Linked DNA regions of Homo sapiens: region 1 is linked to region 2. A link is a loop called in an ENCODE intact Hi-C map of the cell type or tissue named here. Cell type or tissue: endothelial cell of umbilical vein. All regions are shown on one strand.

Region 1 (5,000 bases), 110 kb after region 2:
TAGCCCTGTAATCTCAGCACTTTGGTAGGCCAAGGCGGGTGTATCACCTGAGGTCAGGAATTCAAGACCAGCCTGGCCAACATGGTGAAACCCCATCTCTACTAAAAATACAAAAATTAGCTGGGCGTGGCAGCAGGCACCTGTAATCCCAGCTACTCAGGAGGCTGAGGCAGGAGAATCGCTTGAACCCCAGAGGAGGAGGTTGCAGTGACCCTAGATCGCGCCTTTGCATTCCAGCGTGGGAGACAGAGGGAGTCTCCATCTCAAAAAAAAAAAAAAAAAAAAATCAATAGAGTCTAACTGATTACTTTCTAATGCCAGACCACAGTTGTCAGAATTACATGAGCTGGCACATATTATACCGAACTTAACAGAGGGTCTGGCACATAATAGGGACTCAGTAAATTCTAGTTCTCTTCTACTCATCGTGCTTGCCACTTCAATTTTCTATTGAATAAAAACTCCAGTTAACCAACATTCATCTTTACATGTTGTGCCCCGGTGTCGCCTTCATCCTCAGGCTGGTCACAAGATGGCGGCAGCAGTTCCACATGTCAAATCAAAACACCACACAATGGTCTTCTTCCTCTTTTTCAAGAGCAAGAAAACTTTTCCTAGAGGCCTCCTTTCACATCTTATATAACGGAGTTCGGTCCACAGTCTCGTTCCTAAACCAATCACTGACAAAAGAGGATTGACTGAATAACTGTTGGGCCAATCAGATTCACCCCTGGAGGTGGTCAGCTTCCAAAATCTGCCTTCTGCTTAGATGGAAAAAGGAGCTAACAGATGCCGGTTAGGCTACCAACTGTCTCCCCTACACCCCTATTTTCCTGAAAAAGAAATAGAAGGTCAGAGGAATTTCATTAATATGTCCAGACTCAAAGGGCAGGAGTGGGGTTGCAGCAAAGGAAGCGTGTGGCCAACGTGGCTCCTAGGAAAGCAAACGGCTTTAGGCTGTGTCATGGTAGGAAGAGGATTTATGACAGTGGTTCCCAGCTGTGCTGCACTAATGACCAGACACCACCCCTGGGGATTCTGATTTACTTGTTCTAGGAGGAGCCTGGGCACCAAGGATTTTAAACGCTGCCCAGGATATTTTAATGTGCAGCCGAGATATGCAGCACAGGCTTAGGTGGAGAGCTGTTGGAATGTGGAGGCCTCAGGGCCAAAGGCACAGAGTCTCCACAGGATAACAAGAAGCCTGTCTCCTTTTTCTCCCCAATAATTGCTGCCATTTATTTAGGATCCTCATGTTTCAGGCATAGCTGTACCCCCAAACATTCTACATCTAGTAGGCAGTCAATAAGCAAATGAATCACAAATGCTTTTCTTATCGAATAGAAAATTTTTACACAAGCTCCACAAAGTAATAATGCTTCCACTTTACAGATGAGGAAACCAAGGCCCAGAATTTTTTTTTTTTTTTTTTGAGGCAGAGTCTCGCTCAGTCGCCCAGGCTGGAGTGCAGTGGCTCGATCTCCGCTCACTGCAAGCTCCGCCTCCTGTGTTCACGCCATTCTCCTGCCTCAGCCTCCCGAGTAGCTGGGACTACAGGCCCCCGCCACCACGCCCAGCTAATTTTTTTTTGTATTTTTTTAGTAGAGACGGGGTTTCATTTCACCGTGTTAGCCAGGATGGTCTCGATTTCCTGACCTCGTGATCCACCCTCCTCAGCCTCCCAAAGTGCTGGGATTACAGGCGTGAGCCACCACGCCCGGCTGGCCCAGAAATTTTAAGAAAGTAAGTCTCTCTGACTGTGCTCTCCAAGTTCTGTCCATCAGCCCAAGAAATCAGGATCTGAGAAGCAAAACTAGCCCTAGGAAAGCAGGAGTAGCCAAGAAAAAGGCCCTAGAAGAACTAGTAGAGGGCCCCCTCTCCCCTTCTTTCTGTTCCCCGACCCCACCCCCCACTCCCAACCACCACCACCACCAAAGCCTCTCCTTGCATTTTACACTGTCTGGGACCTCTTTGTGGCCCTCCCACCTGCCTGGGAACACTGGCCTCTTAGGGTAAAGGAGGAAAGGACTGAAGCTTTCTGACAGAGGCACAGGCAGGAGTCAGGATCAATTCTTAATTTTGAGAAACCCCAGAGGTGGGAAAGGACCGTGACCCCGTAGGTTGGGAGGCCTGGGAATGAGACCTGGTCTCAGCGCCTCACTTGTGGTGTGACCTTGAGCAAGGCCCTTCCTATTTCTGGCCTCCAGTGTCTTCATCTGTAACATGAAGAAGTTGGACCAGAATCTACAGGTCATAAACTCAAGTGCTTTTAGGTCCAGGTAATTGATGTATACTAATGGGGCAGCCTGGATGAGAAGTCACTGTTGGGGAACTAGTGTGCATATGTCCTGTCCACAAGGGTGTAAATTTATTGAATCCCAGCCAGTTGTCACCATAGAGGCATGTTGGCTCAGCATTGTGAAAGCTTCAGATTTATTTTTTTTTTAATATGCTAAGAAATCTATATGTTGTGTGCACCCTCCTGGTTAATGTTAGTCTGATAACAATAATAATAAACTTCTGCAAGGCAAACAAAATATGAATGTGGGCTGAATTTCACCTGCAGGCAGTTTCTTTGTGATCTGCAGGCTAAGTGATCTGTAAGGCCCTAACTCTCATATTCTGTGATTTCTAAATAAGGAGATACCTGACCGTATATGGCAGAGGGCAAAAATCAGCATTTCTGCACTAACTGAAAATTCTTTTCATGAAGTAAACCCAAACGGCATTGTCCTCATTAATAATTCTTAATACTTGGGTCTGAATTTATTTATGAGGCTCTGCAAAAATTACCTCAAAATCTGAGGATCACAGTTTAGAAAACTAAGGCACCCTCTTTATAGAGAAATAGTGCCCTCTGCTGGAAGAGTGTTACAGGAAACACCTTTGGCGTTGAGTTAATTTAATACTTGGAAAGAGTGGATTTGTTTGTTTCCACTTGAAATAGATTTAATGAAGAATAATAAATAAAATAGAAAAGCATATTTATGAATGGTTTGATGCATGTTAGGCAGAAATTGGGCTTTCATGTATCCATTTGGGAGTAATTACTCTTAATCTATTAAAAAAATGTCCAAGATTAGAGAAAGGAAGAAAACATTTGTTACATTAACTGACAGCAATCTGGAATGGCAGACACAGACACAGAGAGGAAATTGAAATCTATGTCTCCAGACTTTGCTCTGGAAAATCGGAGCCTTTATAATAATGTATTGCAAGTTTATAGGCTTTATCAGTTACTTTCACTGCAACCTTTTAATAAATCTTCCCAGTGACTATCCAAGACAGATATTATTATTATCTCCATTTGACAGATAAAATAAATGAAGCCCAGAGAGTTTGAGTGACGAGCTGGAGATTCCTGCACAATGAAATGCCAGAAATAAGCTTAGGTAATTTCTCTATTTGTAAAAAATGGATAAAAACAGTACTCTACTTGCAACAAGCGTTAACTGAGAACATATTTGTGAGACATTTAGCACAGTGTTTAGCCCAGAGTGAACCTGGGACTCCATAGTAGCTACTGCTACCAGCCCAATGCCCATATCCAGGTCTTTTGACTCCTTACCCTTGCCTTTGCCACAACATTGGGCAGAGTCTTGAATGGTCAAAAAGGAACACCATGCTGCTGGGATTGATAGCAGTGGCCCCAACCCCTAAAAATATAGTCCAGATTTTTTAACCATTAGTGGCTTTGATAATGGCTCTTAAGATCTTGAGTTGCCTCATTAAAATAGGTTGTTCTAAATAAGGGAAGTTATGGTTCCTGTGAATCGTGCACCCCACACCACACCAGGACTATTGTGTAAGTTCCTGAAATCCACATTTAACACGGACATGCTGGGGAATATCTAAAACAAGTGCTGACAGGTCCAGGAGCCACATCAGAACTGTTGAAGGAACTGGGGATATTTGGCCAGGAGAGGAGAAGACTCAGGAGTGAATTTATTCTCTCACTCTTTCACTTGTTCATTCATCCTACAACATGTCCTAAGTGCTTACTCTGTACGTGGCACCATATTGAGTGCTGAGGATACAGCAAAACAGACCTAAGGGCTGGTCTCATGAAACCTAATCTAGTGAGGTCAGAATAGTAGGGGTTGTCACGTGCAAAGTTAGCTTTGTTCTGGGTGAGTCCATATAGCCGGACCGGGGCCATCTGAAAAGTAGATTTGGGCAGAACTTTTAAACTGGCTGGAGGGATCTGGCTCAACTGTGAGGACTACTTATTGCTGAGAGCATGCAAGATGAGTCTAGGAACCTGTGGAAGCTTTAGAAGGAATTCAAGGTGGGGTGGAGTGGGTGGGATTTGGCCGTCTTAGTTTCCTCGCAGCCTAGACACTGTGGATGCATCGGCTTTGCCCACTCCGCTCTGGGAAGCCCTCTGAAGCTGCGACTTGTGCTTTCACTCTGAGACGGGAATCACAAGGACCTAATGCCCCTTGGTCTTTGGCTTCCTTTCTTAAGCCTTTGTCTTCTTGGTGGTTTGGTGATACTGTGGCCTTTTCTCTTCTGGTCACAGCTAAACAGTGTCCCATAACCACAGAACATAAAGGAATTGGCAGCAAAAATCTTTAGGACAGGACATGGATTTTTCAAAAATACATAAAAAATAAATTCATCTTCATTATCAATAAACTAGGTGCAAAAATTAATCAATAGGAATGAGAGGGGAAAATCACCTAAAGATAACAACTGCCCACAATATTTCCTTCCATTTTTTTCCTTCTGTTTAGGATTTTATTTTTTTTATTTATTCATTTTATTTATTTATTTTTGAGACAGAGTCTCGTCGCTCTGCCACCCAGGCTGGAGTGCAGTGCTGCAATCTTAGCTCACTGCAACCTCCACCTCCCAGATTCAAGCAATTCTCCTGCCTCAGCCTCCCGAGTAGCTGGGATTACAGGCACGCCCCCACGCCCGACTCATTTTTGTGTTTTTAGTAGAGACAGGGTTTCACCATGTTGGCCAGGCTGGTCTCAAACTCCTGATCTCGTGAT
Region 2 (5,000 bases):
CCCTTGTATTCTCTTGAAGGAGCTGAAACGTATGAACACCACAGCTTCAGGGCCAGGCAAAGTTGGGTTTGTGTCCCAGCAGTACAACTCTCCAGACTTTGAGCCTCACTCTCCTCTTCTATACAATGGAGCCAATGACACCTCTTTCCTGTGTATTAGAAACACCACCTAAGAAGATGTAGATAAAGTGACTGCAAGGTAAGAATTCCATAAATATTAACTCCCCTCCCCACCATATCAGAGAACCCTAAAGTTGAGAACTGCATTTCTGTACATATCACTATATTAAAAACCTAAAGGGGAAAAAAATGGACTATTCTAGTGACTACTTGTTCATCTCCCACTCAAATGCCAAAAAATGTTTTTTCAAGGGAAACAAAATAGTAGGAAAAGGAAGGATGCTTTAAAAAAAAAAAAAAAAGTCTCTCTTCTCCCTTGCCCTAAAAAAAAAAAAAAATGGTTTCTAGAACATCAAAAGCTCCTCAAAGGATCAACAATATTTTTTGATGATGGAAGTATGAATAATCAAACATATGGATTGCATTTCTTTAAATTATGCAGTACCTAAAAACCAGGAGGGAAAAGAGGGTGCTGGTAAAAATGTTTTTCACATTTTATTAAAACCTCAAGTTCTGAGAAATACTTTTATGACTATTACACACACACACACACACACACACACACACATATATTTTTCTCTATCCAACTTTCAAGAAAAAATAAATTATCACAATGAGCACTTTCTTCCTGCTCAAAGTGTTGTTCTGGCCAGTTCTAATTCTTCAGCACCAGCTTCATTCATAGAAATTAGGGGACCATAAAATGGTTTGGCTCCCAAGCTCTGCTAACATAGCAGTTGTGTGACCTTATGCAAGTCACTTAAATTCTCCAAGCTTGGGCTTTCTCTATTGTAAATAGGAAGCAAAGTCCAGACTTCACAAATGGTGGTGAGAATCAAATAGAATGAGACCCTATTTGAACAAACCTTGTAAATTGCAATGTCAAGTTCATGTGAGAGATGGAAATGGCTCCAGGAAGCTATCTGTGCCTGGACAGGGATACCAGCAATGGTTAAAGAGGCCAAGTGCCCACCTTCAAACTCCTGCTCTGCCTATTATAAGTTGTGTGTTTCTGGGCAGATAACTAAGCCACTCTATGCCCATTTACTTATTTCCAAAATGGGATATTGCTAACAATAATGGTATCTACATCACACAGTGGTAATGAGGATTAAATAAGTAAATATTTATAAAGTAGTTAGGATAGTGTTGGTGTTTGTTCTGAAGGAGAGAACACGAGAAGAAGGAAGGAAGGAAGGAAGAGGGAGAGGAAGAAGGGATGGAGGAAATAAACATCCCACTAGAGATCTCCTGTGCTGGAAATTCACCATTTAGTCCTTGGTATTAAGTATTATCTTTTCTAAGAGTCCTTTTTGAAAATGCAAATGTTCATAAAAGGCATGGCATAGCAATTCAAATTTAATGTGCATTTATTGAGCAAGTACTGTATGCAAGGCATTGTGTTGTGTCATATAATCCTCTGACCCCTTCGAGACTGGGAGTGGGGAAGGTGACACATGGAATCAAGAGGAAAAGGGGAGACAGAGGGAGAGAAAGAGACAGAAGGGCCATTTCCCCTACAGTGGATTTGGCATTGAAAGGACTTGGGTCCATATGTCGGCTCTGCCAGTCACCAACTCCATGATCTTGGACAAGCATTCACCACCTCAAGTTTTACCTTTTAAAAAATCAGGATAATGACAATTAGGTTGCTGTGGTGACAAAATGAGATCATGTGTGTACACATCTAATTTTTCTCCTCCCTACTCCCCATTTTTGTGACATGCCTCCTGTGACTTCTATGCACTGGATGGAAAGGAATTGCTAATGGCTGCAGCTAGAGGACTAAAGTCAGAACTCTGTGAAGAGGACATCAGTTTGCCACTTTCTCTGTTCAGTAAAAAGGCAATTTTTGTGGAGACCATGCTCCACTAACTCATAGGAAAGCATTTTCTCCCTGTGACATCTCCAGTCGATTTCAGCCGGCAGTAACCAAGTGACTAACTCTTCCTCCAGGGGCAAAGAGCCAGACCTGGTGTTTGACTTCTCCCTAGCCTCCCAAGTGCAGAGATGATTCCTACCGGATACTGGTCCTTGGAGGAAATGGGAGAGAAATTCAGCTTTGGCTTTAGCAATTCAACTGATAAAGGAGGCAGGGAAAAAGCTAAGTGAGACAGAGAGACTACAAAGCCCTCTTCCTGGATCCTGGCAGATGCCAAAGGAAGAATCTGCGAGTGAGTAATTCTGCAGCCTGGAGCCCAAAGGCTGCAGCCAGAGGTCTGTGCCAAGAAGGCAGCGGGTGCAGGAGAGGTGGGCGGCTCCTGGGCTGGCCTTAACCGGATGGGGGACAGCTCAGTGTGAGTCAGAGGCTGAGCCTCTGCTCCAAGGGCCTCCTGCAGGCCACATCCATTCAGATAGGCCTCCCACGAAGGAAGCTTTCCCCTGCATAGACTCAGGTGGCCTTTATTGTGATAGTGTGTCATCAGTAGGCATTGCATGCAGATGATAGAAAATTCCTGCGGTCCAAGCACAAGTCTGCACAAAAACAGAACAGATAGTCAAGGACGCAGGTATCAGGTCTGTGCCCAGGTTGTGGGCTGCCGAACTCCCATGCTGAAAATGACAACAGCTATCATTTATTGAGAGCTCACCTGGTCCCATCACTGTGCAAAGTGCAAGCCAGCTCCAAAGCCCTTATGTGCAACTACTAAACATTTTGGTCTCCAGAGTGTACAGTAGAGCTAGGAGAATATTAGGTAAGCCAGTTCTCTAACTACCTCAGTTTCCCCATTGCAAAATGGGGATGATATTTGCCTACATTATGGGTTACTTTGAGAACTGCAGCACAGCAATTCAAAATCCAGGCTTTTGAGTCAAAAAGATCTGGGTTCGAGTCCCAGCTCTGCCTCTGATTTGCTGTGTGAGCTTGAGCAAATGTCTTATCCTCTGTGAGCTTCAATTTCCTCATGTTTTGTGGATCGTAAGAGAACCAACCTCAAGGGTTATGACAAAAATTAAATGAGATAACATATGAACCTGCTTCCTCATCTGTAAACCAGAGAAAATAATACACATTTTTCTCATTGTTGTGAAGAGTAAATAACATTTTAAGATGGTTTATTAATATATTTCATATTCAGTAGGTTCATGGTTATTATTATCATTATTACCATTTCCATCAAATAAGCCATTATATAAAAAGTTATTGATAAATTTTAAGAGGCTGTTTTTGATCAAAAATATATTGTTTACTATATTTAAACAAGGCTCTAAATGTGGTAATTAGTATTTTTATTATAACTGCCATTTTCCTCATATACTACAATCTCAGTATGGGGCAAGGGAGCAAAAAACTCACTTGATCTCTCTGAGTTCCTTTTCAGGAGAAATTTAGGTTACATTAGGATTTTCAACCTCAGACCTGTGGACCCAAAAGGGTCTGGGAAAGTAGTAAAGGCAGTGAGAGAAGGGTACCTAGAGGTATTTTCAATATTCCAAAAGGTATGGGAAATCATATACTTGTCAATAATGTGACCTCCACAGACTATCTTGAAGACCAAGTTTCTTTTGCTTCAGGTTGAAATTGTAGTGGCTTGGCATGGCACTACTAGTTAACTGCTGTTCCCCCGACCTTCTATCTGGCTGAAGTGTGGGCAATAGACAAGCTCTGTTAATACCGTGGGACTCTGGAGCCAGAGTCCCTGGCTCCCCACTTATCAGCTGTATAAACTTAGGCAGGATTTATAACCTTTCTGTGCCTCAGTCTCTTCATCTGACAATACTGGATAACAATATTGCTTCCCCATGGAGCTATCATAAAGAACCATATAAGTAAAGCAGTTAGGATAGTGCCTGGTCCACAGTAATCACTCCATATGATGAACTCAGTTGTCATTGTCATTGCTATCAGATTTCAAGAAACACCTTCCCAGACTCAAACATAAATAAATCATCAATGGTAACAATTGGAAGCATGTTCAGAGTGAGTTTCTGTGATGGGGAAGAAAGAGAGCCCACACTTATTGGATGTGTATGAGACACTGGGCTACATGGTACAGATGTCATTCTATGGGATTTGGCTCACCATGATGTAAGATGAGTGTGTTACAAAGGAGGAACCAAGGCTCAGAGGGGTCCCAAAGTCACAAAACTAGCAAGTAGAAGAACCAAGATTCCAATACAGCCCTTCTGGACCCCACAACAAAATTTCGATGAATTATACCATGGGGATGCCAGGAGAAAATTAAATTACAGAGGGTAATTTTTCTCTTTTTTTTTTTGAGATGGAGTTTTACTCTTGTTGCCCAGGCTGGAGTGCAATGGCGTGTTCTTGGCTCTCCACGACCTCCGCCTCCCAGGTTCAAGCGATTCTCCTGCCTCAGCCTCCTGAGTAGCTGGGATTACAGGCATGCGCCACCATACCCAGCTAATTTTGTATTTTTAGTAGAAACGGGGTTTCTTCATATTGGCCAGGCTGGTCTCGAACTCCTAACCTCAGGTGATCTGCCCACCTCAGCCTCCCAAAGTGCTGAGATTACAGGCGTGAGCCACCAGGCCCGGCTCAGAGGGTAATTCTTAAACAACAGCATGAAAGTCCTTAGTCTAGGGTTGTAGATGCTTGGTGACATGGAGCATTCTTCTCCTCTTCTGATATTGGCAACACTGAGAAAAACTTCTGAGCCCTCTTTGGAGAGAAAGGAGTCATAGAGTTCTCCCTCTCCTGGTGGGCTTCAGCTTCTCTTGTTATCCTTGGAATCCATACCCATATTTATGATAGCCACAGATTTAAACAGTTCTGAGGAGCCTTGGTTGAAAATCACGTTTCTCATCTTGGCAGTGGCAAAGAAGTAATTTTTGCTTCCCAATTCACTTTAATTGATCTTTTAACTAATGTATTCAACCCAAGACTTGAGAAGGTAGCAAAGAATGACTGACACTCGT

The links. Hi-C counts contacts between places; a loop is a spot of excess contacts. Peaks named below come from ENCODE experiments on the same cell type or tissue, not always from the same donor. Only the 100,000 strongest peaks of a DNase experiment are listed, where the experiment ranks them.
Region 1: a loop joins it to region 2, with 7 times the contacts of the local background. A loop is called at or near these places in 6 of 110 quality-filtered maps.

The regions. Positions count from the first base shown.
Region 1 is chr1:58,737,903-58,742,902 of GRCh38, reverse strand. All of the region lies in intron 5 of LOC112268263 (a long non-coding RNA gene), which reads right to left. Among named protein-coding and RNA genes, the nearest start is that of MYSM1, 40 kb to the right of the region's middle. In endothelial cell of umbilical vein, CTCF peaks have their summits at 2,662 and 2,869 (motif pointing left); a DNase peak (open chromatin) is centred at 2,862.
Region 2 is chr1:58,846,422-58,851,421 of GRCh38, reverse strand. The region is part of intron 1 of JUN-DT (JUN divergent transcript); the gene reads right to left. LOC107984961 (a long non-coding RNA gene) reads left to right here. Exons shown (of 2, transcript XR_001738081.2): 2 at 20-463. Among named protein-coding and RNA genes, the nearest start is that of LINC02777, 55 kb to the left of the region's middle. In endothelial cell of umbilical vein, a CTCF peak has its summit at 2,442; a DNase peak (open chromatin) is centred at 2,311; H3K27ac peaks cover 2,458 bases.